Regions from separate parts of the Homo sapiens genome. Here region 1 is linked to region 2. A link is a loop called in an ENCODE intact Hi-C map of the cell type or tissue named here. Cell type or tissue: PC-3. All regions are shown on one strand. Each heading gives the region's core, and the rest is flanking DNA. Links, peaks and the distances in the headings are about the cores only.

Region 1 (10,427 bases), core at 3,221-8,220, 110 kb before region 2:
TTATTGACTTCAAGGTTACATCCTGAGTGAGTCAGACTGAACTAGGAAAGCTGCCAAGACAGGTACAAAGGGTGTTTGTGTGAAGGTGAGTGTATGAGGAGTAGGGCGATAGGGAAGGTGAAACAAGGAGAAAAGGAGGAAAACATAAAGGTTGAGGAGGAGGGAGGAAGAGAAACATAAGGTGGGAAAAGGGATGGACAGGGCCAGGGAAAGGAGCAGGAAAGAGGCAGAGAAATTCAACAGCAAACACTCAGCAATGTGAAAGAAGTGGGTGCTTTGAACTACATACTGCAGCAAACATAGAGGTGGTCGATATTAGCCAGGTTATATAATAACAACAATGGCTGCATTGACTGAATACTATGTCCCAGACTCTGTGCTGGTGTTTTGTGTGTGTTTCTTGTTCAATTCTCAGCACACTCGATGAGAATTTTACCACAACCCTTTTCACAAATGAGAAAAGTTATACTTAGGGTGACTAGGTAACATATCAAAGGTCACCCATCTAGTAAGATGTACAGAGACCCCTGGATTCAAATTCAGGTCTGCCTAACTCCAAAGCCCATGCTCCAAACACATCCTATGCCTGCCACCCAACCAACAGTTATCTGTGTTTGAAATCTGTTGGCATCAGATTATACCCACAGATGCACTTCTTTTTTTTTTTTTTTGAACATTGCTAGACAAAATTTTATTCAGAAATTTTGTGTAACCAACTTACTATCACTCCACAGATGCACTTCTAATTCACTTAGAATAGTAGTCTAATAAAAATCATAAATCTTTGAAAAACTACTAGGTATACCTCTACCTTTTAGGAAATTCCCTGAGAAGACAAATAATCAAGCCAGACTAAGACATCAGCTGGTCTGGAATACTAATAGGTTCACATTCTTGGTGTCTTCAAGAAGAGCTCACTGCTGAGGAAAATCTACTGGATGAAGGGAATAAAAGGGGGAATAGAGTATAGGCCCCAAACTGCTGGAAGCATTACCTTTGAAAACGGGAAAATGAACCTGAGAAGAACACATAGCACCTGAGATGACAGCTCATATCCTTAGCACACACAGATATCTAGAATGAGAAGGGATTTTTAAAGATGATGAATTTCTTCATTTGAAAGGTGAGAAAACTGCCCGGGCGCAGTGGCTCAAACCTGTAATCCCAGCACTTTGGGTGGCTGAGGCGGGTGGATCACTTGAGGTCAGGAGTTCGAAACCAGCCTGGCCAACATGTTGAAGCCCCGTCTCTACTAAACACACACACACACACACACACACACACACACACACAGCCAGGTGCGGTGGCACACGTCTGTAGTCCCAGCTACTGGGGAGGCTGAGGCATGAGAATTGCTCAAACTCAGGAGGCAGAGGCTGCAGTGAGCTGAGATCATGCCACTGCACTCCAGCCTGGGCGACAGAGCAAGACTCCATCTCAAAAAAAGAAACAAAGGTGAGAAAACTAAATCTGCGAGCAGGGAAGTGCTTCATCCAAGATCCTATAACCCACAGAGTCTGTTGGGTTGAGCAGAATTCCTTCCCTCATTTGCCCAAATGAAAGACAAATGTTAAGATGGAAGGAAATGTGCTTTTCCCCACCCTGATGCAGGTGTGCTTTCTAGTTGACAAGCCTGAGCTCTCAGCTCATAGCAACGGGATTTACCCGAGTTTCTAATTAAGAAATTATGGAAAGAAAAAAAATGCACATACACTCAAATTTCAAGTAGCAGATTTAGGGAAAAGCAGGAATTCTCTGGGGCCTTCCCTTACACCTTTTGGAATGTTTATCCTCTTGTTTTTCCCATGCCCTTCTCTCCTCTCCCCATTTCCATCTCCTGAGGGCTCCCCAAGGTTTCCCTTGGCTGCAAAGGCCTGGGTGGATACTCCCTTCCTGGAACCCCTATGTGTTCAGAAAATCTAAAAGGACCCACTCTAAGATTAGATTTCTCCTAGACACAAGCTAGGCCAATAAATCACATGACTCGGGCTTTCACTGGCTTCAGTCAGCTCTGGGGTCTCCATTCTGAAGTGATTCCCTAAATCCAAGAAAGATATTTGCCCCAACATGCTTTAAGAATGTATTTGACGGCCAGGTGCAGTGGCTTATGCCTGTAATCCCAGCATTTTGGGAGGCTGAGGTGGGAAGATTGCTTGAGTCCAGGAGTTTGAAACCAGCTGGGCAACATGGTGAGTTTGCTTGAGTCCAGGAGTTTGAGGCCAGCCATGGTGAGACATCCCCTCCCCACCCCCCACAACACAACTCTACAAAAAATACAAAAATTAGCCAGGAGTGGTGATGCGCACCTGTAGTCTGAGCTACTCGGGAGGCTGAGGTAGGGGGATCGCTTAAGCCCAGGAAGTTGAGGCTGCAGTGAGCAATGTTCACATCACTGCACTCCAGCCTGGGTGACAGAATGAGACCCTGTCGCATAAAAAAAAAATGTATTTGAAAGATGTCCTTCAAGTTTCCTCCTTTGTTTGGCTGGAAAGTCTTGTGTAAGCTTTTCCAATTTAAACATCCATTGGAACAAAGTATTTGCTCACTTTTCTGTTCTGTACTTGCTGCAGGGCATCTCTTAAGCACAGTTTAATCACATTGCTGGGAACTGCAATTATTTTGCATCTCCCGGAGGCTCCTGAGAGACAACTGTAAATAATGGCTTATTCTCTTCACCAAACAAGAAGGCAATTGACTCACACAATTGCCTGAAGACTGGGCCTGGGAACTCCAGTTTCATTCCACAGGGATGCACTTAAAGGGCTGGCGTAGAGAATGAAAAACTCCCCAATGGAGGTAGGAATGGTCATTTTCAAGCCATATGTTTCTTCAGACGGATGCCTAATTTTAATTTGCCTTTGAATACATTTAGCTCTTGCTCCAAAATTCTCTTCTCATGATTCCTCTTTCTTGCTTATCAGTAGGAGGATGTTGCTGGCTGCCTGGGGTCTCTGGGGACAGTTTTCATATACGAGCTCTGGAAAATTAAAAATGATCCTGGGAGGCCTGCTAGCTGGCAGTTTATAAAATAGATTTTAAAAGAATAATCTTGAGTAACTTTTCTAAACACTAATGTTAAACTTCATATTTGTTTAGGAGCCCCTCGGACTCCATTAAAAGCCGTCTTCTTTGCTAGGATCTCTGGTTCTGGGCCTGGGAAAGGATGACTAGGAGGTTCTCCCCTCGATTTGAATACTTGAATTCTCTGTAACTGCCTTGACAGTGCAGAGCTGTGATTGGTGCAGATTAACCACAAACAGGTGAAGCTTTGGGAGTTTTCCAGCGTGTCTGAATTCTAATCGAAGGCAGGGCTGACTGTTTCGATTTCATTCAAACATAGCCTCAGCCTAAAGTATCACTGTGTACACTTAAAGAAGCGTCAGACAGAAAGAAAAAGGGCTGCTATTGCCAAAATGCTCGAGAGGTACATTCTAGGGTGGTGGGAGAGAGCCCAGGACACAGAGTCACAGGCTGGAAATGAACTCAGAATTCTCTCTTCTGGGGATGGCAATTCTTGGGCTGCTCTTGAAGGCTCACAACACCAGGTCCTTCCCTTCCAGAGACATAGACTTATTGCCCTGACCTGAAATTCTGCCCGTAGAGACTCAGGTCTAGTGGTGAGGTGGTGTCCTCTGCCTTTACCATCCTCCTTTTTTCTTTTTTTTCTTTTTTTTTTTTTTTGAGACAAGGTCTTGCTCTGTTGCCCCAGCTGGAGTGCAGTGACACGATCATGCCTCACTGCAGCCTCAAACTCATGGACTCATGTGATCCTCCCACCTCAGCCTCCCAAGTAGCAAGGACTACAGGTGTGCAGCGCCATGCTCAGCTGATTTTTAACTTATTTGTATAGAAGGGGTGTCACTATCTTGCCCAGGCTAGTCTTGAATTCCTGGGCTCAAGCAATCCTCCCACCCCAGCATCCCAAAGTGCTGGGATGACAGGTGTGAGCCACTGTGCCTGGCCTCTACCATCCTCCTAAAGAGGCAATTCCACGGGGTAGGATGCCACTTGAAGACATCACCCATACTTTTTTTTTTTTTTTTTTTTGAGACGGAGTTTCCCTCTCGTCACCCAGGCTGGAGTGCAGTGGCACGATCTTGGCTCACTGCAACCTCTGTCTCCCGGGTTCAAGCGATTCTCCTGCCTCAGCCTCCCGAGTAGCTGGGATTCCTGGCACCTGCTGCCACGCCTGGCTAATTTTTTGTGTTTTTAGTAGAGACGGGGTTTCACCATGTTGGACAGGCTGGTCCCAAACTCCTGACCTCAGGTGATCCACCCGCCTCGGCCTCCCAAAGTGTTGGGATTACAGGTGTGAGCCACCACACCTGGCCCACCCCTACATTTTGAATGAAGCCTTAGGTTCTTTCTCCTGAGGCAGGAGAGAGGCCACAGAAGAACCCAACTCAGAATGTTAAAAGGAAAGAGGGGAAGGGGTCCCAGGATGGGAACTGAAGGCAGAAGTCAGGAGGAACATAGCAAAGCTCCACTCTACCTACCTCATGATTTGGCTTTAGGCCCTTCCTGGCAGTCTAATGGCCCTAGAAGTCCTGAGCCTTAGGAACCTGGAAGGAAATTAAACAGGCCAGCTGCCTTTGCAAGTCAGGAGTTAGGACACAGAAACACCCCTCTCTCCCCAGGAGTACCCCAGTTCCTTTCTCCCCTCCACCAGCTGTGAGTCAGGTAAATTTTTTCTTATCTACATGAGATAATATACATAAGTCAGTGCTTTCCTTCTGCTGAACTCCATCCTTCCCCTTTGGAATGTGAGTGTTTGTCTTCCATTTCCTGGCACTTCTTTTCCCCTTCATCTCAGCCAGCACCTTTAAGGAAGGCCAAAAGAGCCCTTTCTTCCCACGAGTGAGGGGCTCCCTCTGGGGCTGAGCAGCAGATGGGTAGAAAGACAGCCCTGGCTGAGAGCTCAAGCAGGTCATTTGGCTTGTGGCAGAGCCGCTCCAGCTCTTGTCCCCAGCCAGAGGGCCACCTCTCACCTACCTCTGCAAACAGCGTAGCAGGTGCTCCTAGACACGGGGCCCACCGAGGGCCTTAAACCAATCTTGCCACAAAGAACAACTCCTGCAAAGGCCTCTGGGGCTCCTGCTGAGACCCAGGGCTCCAGGAACCTGAAACCTTAAGTGGAGCAGATGTGTTGGGGAACTTTGTAACAATGCTAAGGGAACTGACTCCAAATGGCTGGGGGAGATGTGAATGGGGCAGGTACAAGCTCTCTCTGCATTCCTAGCCTATTCTTCCTCCCAAAGCAACCAAAACCTGGTTTCCGTGGTCAGAGAGGAAAGGAAAGATATCTGAGAAATTAAATCGTACTGGAGGATTAATGGGAACTGGCACGAGGGTGATTTGTGCTTTTAAAGATGGTCATGCTTAACACAAGAATGCTCAGGTGAAATTGCTGACATCAATGCTGGGGGCAGATAGTACATGGTGAGAGGGAGGCCTTCTGGTACCTCTCAAATTACAGCAGGCAAGTGACTGTGTTCCTGGAAGGCCAGTCCTGGCTCTCCTCTTCAAACATCTACGTTTCGCTTCCCATTCTCATACTTGAGCCACAGAGAAGGGCTGAAATTTCCCTCTGAGGTGCCCTTCTTGAACTCCTTCCCATGGGAACAAACAATTCTGGATCTCATTGCAAGACCACAACACTGAATACTCATTCTCTGTCCCCAGAAAACGTTCTTCTTAAACCCACAATTGGATTGCTCATTGAAAGCTATATTTTCTCTGGGAAGTGAAAGATGTTATGCCAGAGTTGCTCTCTCAAAGTTTCTGAAAACAACAAAGCATTGTTTTGTACCACCAGGACTCAGGCTTAGGACAATTATAAAATGAATCAGCAGCATTATAAAATTGTCTCTCATATGACTTATGTTGTATCATTGTTTCCAAATCTTTTAATCGTCCAAAAAGCTATTATACCTAGGGATTACCAAGTTAATTGAAGGGAAAAAGAATCCAAGAACTCAATAAACCTCACTGTCCCTAAACTACCTGCCTACCTTTCACGATTTTTCCAGTTACGTAAAGGGTCACTGGTTTTGTGGCTTTGTTTTAATGACGGTAGTAGTGAGAGATGAGGAGGGATCCTATTGTCTCATCTTCTCCTAGCAATCCTAATGCACTTCGAAGTGCATTGAATTCAAGAGTCAAAAAAAATCTGGTTTCAAAGCCTGCTACCTATATACCAAATATTTACACTTTAAGATGAAGGACATTATTGGGTGTTCAAGGAAAATTAAGAAAATATTTAAAGAATGCCTCCAAAGCTTGCACCTCATGCTCTGGAGAAGAAAAAATAATGAGAGGAAAATCTAAGCAACACTAAGTGAATTGGAGATATTACAACAAGGGTCCAAACAAATTGAGGTTTCTTTGGAAAGCAGTATGTTTTAGGTTCTAGAAAAACTGAAACAAGTTGTCAAGAGAGTCCCACAGAGACTTTCCACATTTTAATTGCATTTAATTCTTACAGCAATCCTCTAATATTTGGTTAACATTTAATAGATAAGAAAACTCGCCAGGCATGTTGGTTCATGCTGGTAATCCCAGTGCTTTGGGAAGCTGAGGCGGGAGGGTCTCTTGAGTCCAGGAATTCTCTACAAAAAATAGAAATAATTAGCTAGGTGTGGTGGCACATGTCTGTGGTCTCAGCTACTCACGAGGCTGAGGCAGGAAGATCACTTGAGCCCAGGAGTTTAAGACTAACCTGGGCAACAGAGCGATATCTTGTCTCTACTAAAAATTAAAAAATAAATTAGCCAGGTGTGGTGGTGCATGCCAATAGTCCCAGATACTCAGGAGGCTGAGTTTGGAGGATCACGTGAGTCTGGGAGTTTGAGGTTGCAGTGAGCCATGATGGTACCACCACATTCCAGCCTTGGTGACCCTGTCTCAAAAAAGTAATAATCATAATAATAATAATTGGGCAAAGAAAAAAGAAAGACACTCTGATTCAAAGTTGAGACATGGGCCCAGCTCAGTGGCTTATGCTTGTAATCCCAGCACTTTGGGACATTAAGATGGGTGGATCACCTGAGGTCAAGAGTTCGAGACCAACCTGGCCAACGTGGTGAAACTCCGTCTCTACTAAAACTACAAAAATTAGCTGGGCGTGCTGGCACAAACCTGTAATCCCAGCTACTCGAGAGGCTGAGGCATGAGAATCACTTGAACCCAGGAGGTGGAGGTTGCAGTGAGCCGAGATTGTGCCACTGCACTCCAGCCTTCTGGGCAACAGAGCAAGACTCTGCCTCAAAATAACAAAGAAGGATATGCACCCAGAGAGCAGCTCTGGACAACATTACAACATAGAGATAACTTCATGTTCATGCAATGGAAACATACTTTACTATTGGTTAACATAGAAATGTCACAAAAGTCAATCACATACAGAGAATGCAAATGCATTTTGTAAATATTTCTTAAATTCTACATTCTCAGACTGTAATGAATTAACATTGAAAATATATAGCAAGAATATAATTAAATAATAAACAACAATATAGAATTTTTAAGACTCTTAGGTTATTCCCAGGTCAGGAAAAAAATGCAGAGCAAAATGACAGAATAATTTTTAATGAAATATAAATACAGCATTTCATAATACATAGAATGCTGCCAATGCAGTACTTAAAAGAAAATGTAGCACTGTAAATGCCTATATCAATAAGAAAGAAAGAGCAACAGGAATAGAATGAACTAAATCTCTAAATCCCTTTAAAAGGGAATAAAGCAACCTCCCAAAATATAGAAACAGAAAATCCCAAATAAAAATAAGCAAAATGAGCTGAGCACGGTGGCTCGCACCTGTCATCACAACAATTTGGGAGGCCAAGGCAGGTGGATCATTTGAGCCCAGGAGTTCGAGACCAGCCTGAGCAACATGGTGAAACCCTGTCTCTACCAAAAAAATACAAAAATTAGCTGGGCGTAGTGGCATGGGCCTGTGGTCCCAGCTACTCGGGAGGCTGAGGTGGGAAAATGGCTTGAGCCCAGGAGTTCTGAACTGCAGGGAGCTGTGATCGTGCCATTGCACTCCGGCCCCTGGGTAACAGAGCAAGACCCTGTCCCTAAATAAATAAATATATATATATTAAACAAAATTGAAAAGATAAAAATAACCATTTGGTAAAAACAAAAATAAAACCCCAATAGTTGTTTCTTTGAAAAATCAGTGGAACTAACAACCACTGGCCAAATGATTTACAAAAGATTAAAAACACACACAATGTAATAAATTAGATACAAGAGATTTAACAATAAGACAAATTCAAAATACTTGGGGTTATGTGCCCCTCTTCTCTCTTTCTATAGCATTCTGTATATTGCTATTAAAACATTTATCACACTATACTTTAATTATATGTTTATTTGTCCATCTCCTTATATTAATAGGCTTCTGGCAGGAAACAGATGCCATACTCCAAAAGGTTTTACAGAGGAAAATCTAATAAAGGGACTATTTGCAATAATATGCACAGGGTTAAGGGAACCAACAAGGGATGCTGCAGCACCCTGGGGCAAGCAACAGCAAGTCTCTACCACCCCTAGCCCAAAGAGGCAAGCAGCAGGAATGGTTTCGGGAAAGCATGGCAAGAATTGAAGCTGGTAGAGAGGGGCTGCCTCCCAGAAGCTATGGCAATGGGTAGAAGAATGAAGCCACTACTAAAACACAGCCTGCAAGGCAGGGAGCCAACGGAATAAATATGCCAGTCTCTTGTACCTCCCAACTTCTCACTTCCTGTGAAACTTTCATTTCCTGCCATTCCTCCCAAATGTGGAATCCTACCTGAAGCCAGAGGGCAGAAGAGCCTTGGTGATTGAGTCCACAGAGGTCAGCCTCTTAGGGCAGAGCAGGGCAAAGAATGAGTTACAGTAGGGTTATGGGGGACACCAACAGGGACCAACCAGCACACTCTACAACCTGATTATAGAGTCCGTGAGAACAGAGACTGTATTGTTATCATTATTATTATTATTATTATTTTGAGATAGGGTCTCACTCTGTTGCCCAGGCTGCAGTGTGGTAGTGTCATTATGGCTCACTGCAGCAGGTGATCCTCCCATCTCAGCCTCCCAAGGGGCTGGGACCACAGGCATGTGCCACCATGCTTGGCTAAATTTTTGAATTGTAGAGATGAGGTCTTGCTATGTTGCCCAGGCTGGTCTTGAACCCTTGGCCCCAAGCAATCTTCCTGCCTCAGTCTCCCAAGGTCAGGATTACAGATGTTAGCCACTGCACCTGGCCCAGACAATGTATCTTGTTCATTTTTATGCCACCAGCCTTTAGGGGCAATGACTCAATAACTATTTATTGAATTAATACATGATTAAATGGAGTGAGCTATTATCATTTTCACCTACATGCTAATGAAAGTAATAACTGAGTAGCTATGAATGAGGACATGCACAAATATACACAATATCAACTATGACATGGGAAAATTAGCATGAATGGATTATTCTTAGAGAAAAGCAATAGAAAAAGGAGTATTAAAATAATATAAAATCAGGCACCTGGCTCTGATCAATTCACTAGAGAATTTTTCTAAGGAACAATCCTTCTATTAAACAATCTGTTAAAAAATATAGAAAAGGGTGTCTTACCAAACTTGTTTTATGAGACAAATATGTTTTTTAAAATATATATAAGGAAACAACAATATAAAGAAAGAAAAGTACAGGTTAGTCTTGTGAATATGAATACAGAACTTCTAAAAAATACTGTAGCAAAAAGAATGCAGTACTGCTGTGACCCGGTGGAAGGCTTACAAAAAAATTATAATGTTACGAACACTGTTTTTTGTATTTTATTTTGTTTTCGAGACAGGTTCTCACTGTCACCCAGGCAGGAGTGCAGTGGCGTGATCATGGCTTACTGCAGCTTTGACCTTCTGGGCTCAAGCAACCCTCACACCTCAGCCTCCCAAGTAGCTGGGACTACAGGTGTGCACTACCATGCCTGGCTAATTTTTGTATTTTTTTGTAGAGATGGGATTTCACCATGTTGCCCAGGCTGGTGTCAAGCTCCTGGGCTCAAGGGATCCACCCACTTTTGCCTCCCAAAGTACTGGGATTATAGGCATAAGCCACCGCACCCAGCCTTGAAACACTGTTAACATAAGATATCATATTAATGGACAAAATATAAAAATCCTATCCACGTATGCCTTCAACAAATATGTATTGAGAGCCTAGTATTTATCAAGTACTGTTCTAGACACTGGGGATACAACAGTGAACAAGACAGGCAATGAGCCTGGCTCTCTTGAAGCCTCTAGTCTCATGGTGGAGATAGATAACAAGCCAGTAGCTAACTAGAATAGTTTCACAGGGTGACAAGTGCTTTGAAGAAAATAAGACAGGATGACACGATAGAGTGACTGCAGGTGGGGGATGGGGGTCATATTAGATAA
Region 2 (10,427 bases), core at 2,866-7,865:
TTTCTTGCTAGGAAGAACCAGGCTTTACACTCCCATCTGCTCATTTTCTGTAGAACCTCAGCCATGCAATTTCATCTAAATGGAGCCCTTCCTGGTATCACTTGGCAATGGCAGGCATACAGAGACACAGCCTTTGCAGGAAAGCTCCATTCTACATGTTTACAGTGCATAGCCCACAGAGAGGGCATCAATAATGCAGATGGGCTGAGATCCATCTCAGAGTCCCCGCATCAGGAGCTCTTCCCTGCCCAGGCTCCAACCTGTGCCCACTGCAGGAGGTGGGGCTCAGTGGCCAGGTCTCATAAATGCAGCTAGCCCTCATCCAAGGGCCCAAGTGGCCATTGAGCCTGGTGAGCAAGGCACTGTAAAATAGCCACTGCTCTGGGCGAAGGCCTGTGATGGAGCACCTCCTGTCACCTTAGCCCCTGGAAGGGCACTCCCAACCTTGGAACACCATTGTATGTGTGCATCTTCCCAGTATCTCCTTATAACAATCCCAGCAGTAGGCAGGGCCCTTAAGAGAAAAGCCCCCAAAGTTAAACAGTTGCTTTGTAGTTTTCCAACTGTGATCTAGGGTACACAAGTGGTAACTTGACATAAGCCACTTGGGGTGGGGAGAGGCAAGTAGGCAGGTGTCTGTCCCTCTCACACCTCACCAGAGTGGCTCCTCCTTAACCTGATTTATACTTGGTGCCCTCAACCCACCAGCTGGCTGCCTAATGCCCGAAGAGGTTTTCCAACTCCCATATAATCCCAGGTCCCTGCAGGATGATGTCTGGGGAAGTAGACCCCAGGGATACCTCTTGTGTTTCTTTCCAGCTAGGAGGCCAGAGCAGAATAGAGTGGCCTAAGACATCTGGGATCTCTGGAATGACTCTGGCAGTAGGGGTGAGGGTGGGGCACCTAGAAGCAATGTTTGAAGATGTGGCAAAGATATGTGCATGTGACTGGCCAGAATTCAAAGGTGTGACGGGGTGGGAAATGGGGAGGACCACTTAAAATATGTCTTACTACATTCCAAACCTGGACATCCAAAAAGTATCCCTTGAATTGAACTGGAATATCTTCACTGGAAAGCTCCAAATCAAAATTGTTGGGGGGAGGCTGGTGTGTATTAGGTGTAAAGGGAGTTGAACCCCCACGGGTTGCATAGTACAGCACTGAGCACAGTGTCAAGCCCAAGGATGACTCCACTGAATCCATGCTACACACTCCTACCTAGTTCTTCTTTACATATCCTGTGCATCACGTCTCGTCCTACTCAAGAAACTGTGTTAGGGCCTGCCCACTTGAATGCTAAATTACCTTGCCTGGCTTTTGAGGGCTTCACAGTCTCATCCCATCCTTCACCAGTCTTGTACTAGGAAACCCATCACCTCTGCCTTTCAGACACATTTCTCTTCTGCTTCCTCACTCCCCACACCCATCCCACCACCACCCCCAGACCACACTTTGTCCCACCTCCCTGCCCTTACTCTTACAATCCAAACCAGCCAGTGCTTTACTGAGTGTGGAAGGCAACCTGTAGCATCCAAGGAATAGTAAGAACTAATGATGGGTCCTGCTCACGAGAGCTCCTAGGAGAATTTCCTCCCCTCTCTTCCCTGCCTAGTCAAATTCTCCCCTCCAACCATGCCCGATTCTAGCCCTGCCTCCCCAGGAAGTCACCCTGAACTTTCCAATGTGCACCCCTCTCCCTTGACCTGCAAGACAGCTCAGAGCTCGTGATTTCACTGGCATGTTTCCTGAGGAGTCTTGTCTCCCCAATGGAGACAGAGGCCCCATCCTATGTCAAGTTTTCCTCCTGCCCTCCTATTCAAAGGCCAGGGCCAGACCTGTCATAAATCATATGATTGCCTCAAATTCCTTGTGGTTTTGGAGGCCAGACATCCAGAGCCACATGACTGCTAGCCAAGGGCTGGCCTCTCTGGACACTTTATTTTTGGAGTCCCTGTTTCAACATGACAAGCACCTTCAAATTCTTCAGTTGGATATAAATTACAACTCCCCAAAAGGAACCTGGTTGACAAACTGTGCAATGTGGGTCACACAGGGGTTCATCCAGCCCTGACTTAGGTACAGGCTGATGGTCCAAAGGGTGGGTTGAAGAGTAATGAATACCTAGCTCCAATGGCCACCTCAGATAGTGCTGCCCTCTCCCCATCCCACTCTGATTCACCTTTTGGCTCCAGGGATTTTGTTCAGCATCAGCTGATCACCAGCAGCCTAGAGTATTAAACATTTTTCTTTTCTTTTTTTTTGATACGGAGTCTCACTCTGTTGCCCAGGCTGGAGTGCAGTAGCATGATCTCGGCTCACTGCAACCTCTGCCTCCTGGGTTCAAGCGATTCTCCTGCCTCAGCCTCCCGAGTAGCTGGGATTACAGGTGTGCACCTCCCCACCCGGCTGATTTTTGTATTTTTGGTAGAGACAGGGTTTCACCATGTTGCCCAGGCTGATGTCAAACTCCTGACCTTAAGTGATCCACCCACTTCAGTCTCCAAAAGTGCTGGGATTACAGGTGTGAGCCACCATGCCTGGCCAGCATCTTTAATTTGAGCAATTACATAAATCACTGCTCATTGAGTAAGAAAGAATTCCTTTTTTTTTTTTTCAAAATGGATCGTTTACTCGTTCTGAGAGGGTAGCGTGCCTTTAGTTCTAGGAATTCACCTTCCCCACAGCCCCAATTCTATAGGTTTGAGTCTCTGTCTCTGCAGACCAGTGAGGCATCACTTGTCATTCACTTGGAGGTAAAGCCCTCAGTCCCTGCTGATTTTGCTGCTCATCTCTGGACCTTCTATCAAGGTGGAGGTCAAACCCAGAGTACAAAGCACACCTAGGTCAGGATCTTTCCCATTCTGTTCTGCACATACTGCCCTGTGGGGATGCTGGGACACATGATCAGCACACAATCAACAAGAGGTCTGGATTTCTTTCCTAGGTAGGAAGTGAGAAGTTAAAATCTCTCCTTCCTAACACACAGATTTTGTCTGTAGATGTCTTTTCTAATGTGCACTAAGACCAGTCCTGCAGGAAAAACCTATTACACTCCCCCTCTAGAATAGTGCCTGTTCATCCCTGTTCTTTGGGTCTAATCTGTGACCCAGGTGTAAACTTTAAGACGGAGTCTTGTCAAGGGCTCTTTAAGAAACCCAGATGATGTTCACTGGCCCCTACTTATCCCAAGATGTGTTTACCTCCCACACAGAGCCCCAGCTGATTAAGCAGGTATGAATTTTTCCTATGTAAACCATGATATTTTCCTCAACAAACTGTATTTCCTTAAGTGTTCAGCCTTCTCAGCACTGTCGCTGCAAGGGCACCCCCAGAACCATTCCCACAGCCTGTGAATGGGTAATTTCACATTCACAGGCTGTCCTGGAAAGGGTAGACAAGATACCTCGAGTTAATAATTATTTCTTCAGGCTGGGCGCAGTGGCTCACGCCTGTAATCCCAGCACTTTGGGAGGCAGAGGCGGGCAGATCACTTGAGATCAGGAGTTCAGGAACAGCCTGGCCTACATGGTGAAACCTTGTCTCTACACTACAAATACGAAAATTAGCTGGGCATGGTGGCGAATGCCTGTAATCCCAGCTACTCGGGAGGCTGAGGCACGAGAATCACTTGAACAGGGGAGGCAGAGTTTGCAGTGAGCCAAGGTCGTGCCACTTCACTCCAGCCTGGGCGACAGAGTGAGATTCTGCGTCGAATACTAAAATAAAATAAAATAATAAAATAAAATAAAATAAAATCGTTCTTCAAGAACCAGCACATCAATGATGGCACATAATCCGGATGCACTGGAGTTCTTTCTGCTTTGAAGTCCACAGAGCAAGGAGCCACTGTGTGAAGTCAAAAACCCTCTTCATCATCAAGATTTGCCTCCAGGTGGCCCTGGACTCCTTGGCCCATACTCAGGTCAGCCAAGTTAATCAGTGCCTCCTATGGCCATTAACCCGACCCTTCCTCAGGGGCAGGGCAGCTCTACATATGGTAAGCTTGACAAGCCTTGTCCTTTCCTAATGATTCAGACAATGTAGGGTAAGGGAAAAGCAGCAATCGAAGGAAAAGTAGCACTTGAGCAGGCTCGGCCTGATGGCAGACCCACCGATGCTTCAAATCTGGTTCTTGCATTTCTTATGTGGGTGTCACCCTTGGCCAAGTTACCCGACTTCTTTGCATCCTTTGACTCATCTATGAAATGGACTGACTTCTACTCTGCAGAATTCTGTAACAGAATTGATGTGGCCCAGCCTTAGTGCCGGGCACACAGGTTCTTCCTGCCTCACCTTTTTTTTTTTTTTTTTTTTTTTTAAGATGGAGTCTTGCTCTGTTGCCCAGGGTGGAGTGCAGTGGTGCGATCTCAGCTCACAGCAACCTCCAACTCCCAGGTTCAAGTGATTCTCCTGCCTCAGCCTCCCAAGTAGCTGGGATTATAGTTGCCCACCACCACACCTGGCTAATTTTTGTATTTTTGGTAGAGACGGGGTTTCACCATGTTGGCCAGGCTGGTCTTGAACTCCTGACATCAAGTGATCTGCCTGCCTCGGCCTCCCAAAATGTTGGTATCACATGTGTCAGCCACCAGGCCCAGCCCCTGCCTCGCTTCTCAGTCAGGAAGTTATAAGTAAATAAACAGCAAATAACTAGTTTCTTTTTAAATAATGTCTAAATGTTCATTACCGCTGCCAGATCCTGTTGCAAAGTGTTCCGAACTGAAACAGCAGAGTAAAAACCATTTGTTATGCACATTTTAAAAGAAAGGTGAGGGTGGGGGCAGTAAAGACCTTTAAAGACAAATGCACTGAAAGAGGACAGAGAGATCCTAATGTGTGTGTTCAGAAAACCACCCACTGGCTGTGATTATTTCTTTTTGGCTGACCTGGCACCAAAATGCTCTGTGCAGTGAGTCACCATGAACAGCGGGTTACAGTCAGCTTTAGGTTATCTGTGGTGATGCAGAAAAGCACACACAGGCAGTGGTAAATCTAAGAAATTCTATTTGGTCTCTGGTATGCATTTTATATATGTGTATTTTCTTTTTCTTGGCAGGAGACTTACCTTCTTAATTATGTTTCCCTTAGGCTATTATTAAAATGAGTCCACATTCCCCAAGCACACCCCTCTGACAGCCATAGGAAGGCAGCCCTTAAGTGACAGGGTAAGATCTACCTGGTATTTAGTGTTTGAAAATACACAATCACTTAATAAATCTGTGTGTAGGTTTGTGTACACATACACACACACACACACACACACACACACGCACACACACACAGGTCTTCTAATCCTACTATGCAAGAAACACAGGAATTAAGAATAACATGGAGTGGCAACAAAGTTGCTGCCAAAGGCCTCCCCAAAGACCAGAGAACAGGATCATAAAAGCCTCCTGGGGTCATCACACATATACTTTTATCTTAACTCTTTAAGCACACTTGTTATCTTTCATTAGCTTTTACCTAGTAGGATTGATGTGTGAAGATCTTTGTCTTTGCAACAACCCTGTGCTTTTTTTCAGAATTCCTAACATTTAAGAAATGTCAAAAGTAGAGTGGAATGTACATTTAATTGCACATGTGGACGCTCATGCTGAGGAATGCATTTCTTTAGATTTTACTGAACTCAGAAGTCTCTCAAACACTGATTCATTAAAAATTCAACTTTACAAGAAAACTGAAGTTGGAACAATTTATTTGCATATTCTAATGACTGAACCATTGGATGCAGTAACCAAGGTGTAGTTACACATTTTCCTAGTATCCTCATCTCCATTCTGTGTGGTGGTTGATGCTGCTTCAAGGCATCTGGACTTTTGAAAGCATTAAAAGTACTTCAAGGCCAGTGTGGTGGCTCATGCCTGTAATCCCAGCACCGTGGGAGGCCAAGGCAGGAGAACTACTTGAAGCCAGGAATTGAAGACCAGCTTGGGCAACATGGCAATACCCTGTCTTTACAAAAAAAAAAAAAAAAAAGCTGAGTATGGTGGTGTGTGCCTGTAGTCCCAGCTACTTAGGAGCCTGAGGTGGGAGGATCACTCAAGCACAGGAGTCCAAGGTTGCAGTGAGCTCTGATGATGCCACTGCACTCCAGCCCGGGTGACAGAGTAATATCCTGTCTCAAAAAAATGAATACTTTATTCTAATAGAATATGAGTAAATTCCAGGTCACAACAGCTCCTGTGAACCATTCCTAAGCATGAACAGTGGTATTAATGTGCTGTGTTCTGAGAGGATCTTCCGAACTGCTTTGGCTAATGTCTTCTGCACTGGTGATGATATGAAAACAAACTACCAAAAATAAACCTTAACAAAAACAGAAAGCATCCAAATTGTACACTCTGGGGTTATAGTGCTATAATGCCAAACTATTCCTCACTCTATTCAATGTTTGTTTCTTGAAAAACTACTTAAATTAATCTGGGCCAAAATACAGTAAAACACAACATGTGCTACCACTGAGAAGCCATGCCTTTAGAATAGGAATCCTAAACTTAATTACAGAGCCGTATCCTTAGAGTCTCCTATTCTCAATATTCAAAAAATTAACCTAAAGAAATAGGACATTATAAGCATAAAATGCTACCTTTTTGATGGGCGCAGTGGCTCATGCCTGCAATTCCAGCACTTTGGGAGGCCGAGGTGGGAAGATCACTTGAGCCCAGGAGTTTGAGACCAGCCTGGCCAACATGGTGAAATCCTGTCTCTACTAAAAATACAAAATTAGCTGGATGTGGTGGTGCACACCTGTAATCCCAGCTACTCATGAGGCTGAGGTGGGAGGATTGCTTGAGCCGGAAGGCGGAGGTTGCGGTGAGCTGAGATTGCGCCACTGCACTCTAGCCTAGGGGACACAGGGAGCCTCCGTCTCAAAAAACAAAAAACAAAGCAAAACAAAACAAAAAAAACCCCACAAACAAACAAAAATCAAACAAAAACGCTACCTTTTATATGACAAAAAGGAGTAAACTTCTATTCATATTCGCTTGTATATGCATAAATAAACTTTGGAAGAAGACATACATAAGTAAATAGTAAGAGCTTACTTGAGGTGTGGGGACAACTTGGCAGATGGAAGCAGGAATGGGAGGAAAATTCACTCAGTCTCTTGATGTATGTTCTGTTTTTTAAACCCTGTCAATATATTACCTAATTAAAAACTAAGTACACAAGTAAATATTACTTGGCATTTGGCTCATTGATAGAATAGAATTCCTGTTACCAAATGTCATCTCTCAGGTATTTTTCACATATATAAAAAGGAATTTTAGAAGAATTTTAGGAGTCAAAAATTAGAAACTGAGTTTGTGAAGTGTATCACGGTATGCAGTTATATTTTTTCCCATGAAGTTCAAAGTCAGAAGAATTTTGAGTACTTTGTTGTTGTTTCAAAAAAGGTAGAAAGTTACATTTGGCTTAGCAGTGACATTACATGTGCATGCGCGTGTGCGTGCACACGCACACACACACACACACACCCTCCTCTAGTAGATAACTGTTAGTATTTTGCCATTGAAAGTAATGGCAAAAACTGCAGTTACTTTTGCACTAACCTAATAACCTACTACCCTTTAGCTATGTAAATAGACATATTCTGCTAACAAAGGGGAAGCAGAAATTTGTGTAGCACCATTCATACCTATTTTTATTTTGATTCTGTAATCACAAATGACAATTTTTACTTCATGTGAACTGTTAGGTTTTGAACACTCAGTAACTAAACTTTAGAAATTTACGTCAATTCTTCGCAGTGTCTTTTAATCAAAATAACAGGTGCTAGTTACGATTTTTGAAATAAAATATAAATCTAAGAGTTGTAAAATCTTTAAGGTACAGAGTAGGTGATGTGTTTTAAAGAAAAATAATTTATAAATGACTTTGTAAAACACAAGCCCTTCACATGCTGTTAACTTTGGAAAAGTCAGGTCTTCTCCTAACAAGGCTTTTATTCTACTTCATACTCCAAACTCTTAAGGTTTTAAAATATTCAACTTGCCTTTCTTCTTTTTTGGGGAGTGGGGGTGAGCTTGCCAGCTGCTTAGAAGCCAAGAGTTATCCAGTCAGACCTGAATGGAAAAATCTATGATTTGTTTATTTCATAGTTGAAGTTCAAAAGCAAGAGACAATTTAAATAATAAAAGAGTAACAGGAAAAAATGCAAAGAAAGAAAACAAATCAGTAAGAGTTCAGAAGAACCTTCAAGAATACTTAATTTGGAAAATGTTATTGGTTTAGAGAATTTGACTGGAAGAAAACAGCTGGGCAGAGTTCAAGGTTTTAAATTAAAAACAATCTAACAAGGTCTATGGGGATAACTCTCTGAGCCATATTTTGGAGACCAGATTCATTTCTACCAAGTAAAAGTAATAGCAGTCTAAGCTAAAAAGGAAATTCCTCACAACTGAGGTAGTTACTAAGTATCAGCACATTTTCCAAGTTCTCACAAGGCCCCTTAGCTATTTACAATCTATTTTCCCTTATATATAAATGGAGTGCCTTTTCAATTTTATGTCTTCTGATTTGTTTTAAAAAAAAAACCACTTATACACACCAGCCAGAATATGCCTATTTTATTAACATCATGCTTTAATAAATAACTGGCTACTTCTAATAAAATTAAGCCTCTGTTTACAACAGCCCCCAATATTCCATTTTGACCACTCTGCAGAATTTGGTGTAAAAAGTTGAATGAAATGTAGACCCTGAGCTATCAAGTAATTATGTTTCAATATAAAAATAGAGAATTACTCTTACAACTGAAGATTGAACAATAACACAAACAACCTCTTTGTGGGTTTTAGGTTCGGTAAAATTAGTTGGGATCTTAATGGCTGTCTAAAGCAGGAAGAGACAGAATTTTAGTCTTTCTGAAGACTTCTGGGAACTCCTTTGAAAGTGATTTGTTACATTATCAGAGTTTTATGAGCTATCATTTGGTAAGGACACAAGGAAGGGATTCCCAAGGCAGTTGTTAGTCTTTGGCCTGGGACAACAGATATGGCCATGGCCTTTGCCACTTCACCCACGTGGCTAAAGGTCACCACTAAGATGTAGTATTCTCAGCTCTACCTACTCCCACCCCACCCCATCCCCCAAGAAAAACAACACATACAAAAATCTGGACACCTAGTTCTCCCCTAAGTGGGCTCCTTGGCTGATATCTTGGATCGTAGCACATTGCTGTGAACCATGGCAAGTCCTTTGTTTTACTGATAAGAGGGGGCTAGGTAAGAAAAAGACTCAAATGAGACACCTTATACTCTCTTAAAACAAAAACTGGGATCCCAAAACAAATGGAGATACACATGCACAGACAAAAACTTTGCCCGAGTGTTGACAGCTATTCCCTGAGCCCAGGCTGTACCCCAGTTCTGGCTAGCTCTCAGACAGCTCCCTGTACATAATTGGGTTTGAAATCTCGACCACTCTAACAAAGGATATTAATTCAAATAGGGTCAGTGTGAACATGAAAACTAGCACAGGGTGGGCTAGCTAACCTGCCTGGTTTTAAAAAAAAACACCCCTAAACCCAAGTGTGAACATGTGATAACTGGGACATCCTGAATGCTTTCTATCTTTCAAGGGGGATGATATCCAGAATCTTTTTCTAAATGGGTTACATTTTATGTATAAGTGGGTTCAAGAAATGGACCTATAGTGATCTTAGCTTATGTAATTCAACTCATTCAAAGCAGTAGTCTGCAGTCTCTTCCAACTATCACCAATAAATGAAGTACACATAACCTCCTTCTTGGATTGATGCTTTGAATACAATCTGACAAGTGGCTCAGAAGCCTGCTTGTGCCCTCACATTCTGTCTTAATAATAATTTAAAAAAAAGAAAATCACCTCCACGTCTCTCCAGATAAGGCAACTAAAATAACAGGGAGAAATGGAAATTTTACTGCTTTTTGGGCTTTTTCTTTTAATAAGATAACATGATAAATAAAACCTGCTTCTGTACAGCTATTTAATATTTCAGAAATACGTACATGTTACGTGCCAAGAAGGGACCCTGGTTTGCTTGTAAGAAACAAGGCGAGATCACAGTTGGAAAAAAAAACCCACAAACGAAATGAGAAAAAAACATACAAACAAATAATAGAGTGATAAAATCACAAATGCACAACTAACTATAGTTCTGTACCTACACTGTTAGCCACGTTTAACATGGTTTGGGGGAGCAGGAACCAACTCAATGCACAGTCCCTTTTCCTCCCAAAACTGAATGAGAAAACAAAGTCAGCACTTCTTAAACCAGTGGCCACATAGTAAAAACTGTACATTGTTGTCCATTCATTTAAAAAGCAAAGTCACTAGGATGGTAGAAAAGTGATAACTGGTGCCTTTTAACTTTTTGATGAACACTTTTTCTCAGAGTTTGAGAATTATCTCCACTCTCTCTGCATAACCAGGAACAAGAT

Evidence for each region. A loop is a pair of places that touch in the nucleus more often than their neighbours do. Peaks named below come from ENCODE experiments on the same cell type or tissue, not always from the same donor. Only the 100,000 strongest peaks of a DNase experiment are listed, where the experiment ranks them.
Region 1: a loop joins it to region 2, with 5 times the contacts of the local background. A loop is called at or near these places in 1 of 110 quality-filtered maps.

The regions. Positions count from the first base shown.
Region 1 is chrX:133,186,135-133,196,561 of GRCh38, forward strand. No RefSeq gene overlaps it. Among named protein-coding and RNA genes, the nearest start is that of TFDP3, 27 kb to the right of the region's middle. In PC-3, for the core only: no CTCF peak of the experiment used is centred there; a DNase peak (open chromatin) is centred at 5,647; H3K27ac peaks cover 2,469 bases.
Region 2 is chrX:133,292,476-133,302,902 of GRCh38, forward strand. It overlaps GPC4 (glypican 4), which reads right to left. Exons shown (of 9, transcript NM_001448.3): 9 at 7,628-10,427. The coding sequence ends at 10,392. Among named protein-coding and RNA genes, the nearest start is that of TFDP3, 79 kb to the left of the region's middle. In PC-3, for the core only: no CTCF peak of the experiment used is centred there; a DNase peak (open chromatin) is centred at 4,936; H3K27ac peaks cover 1,299 bases.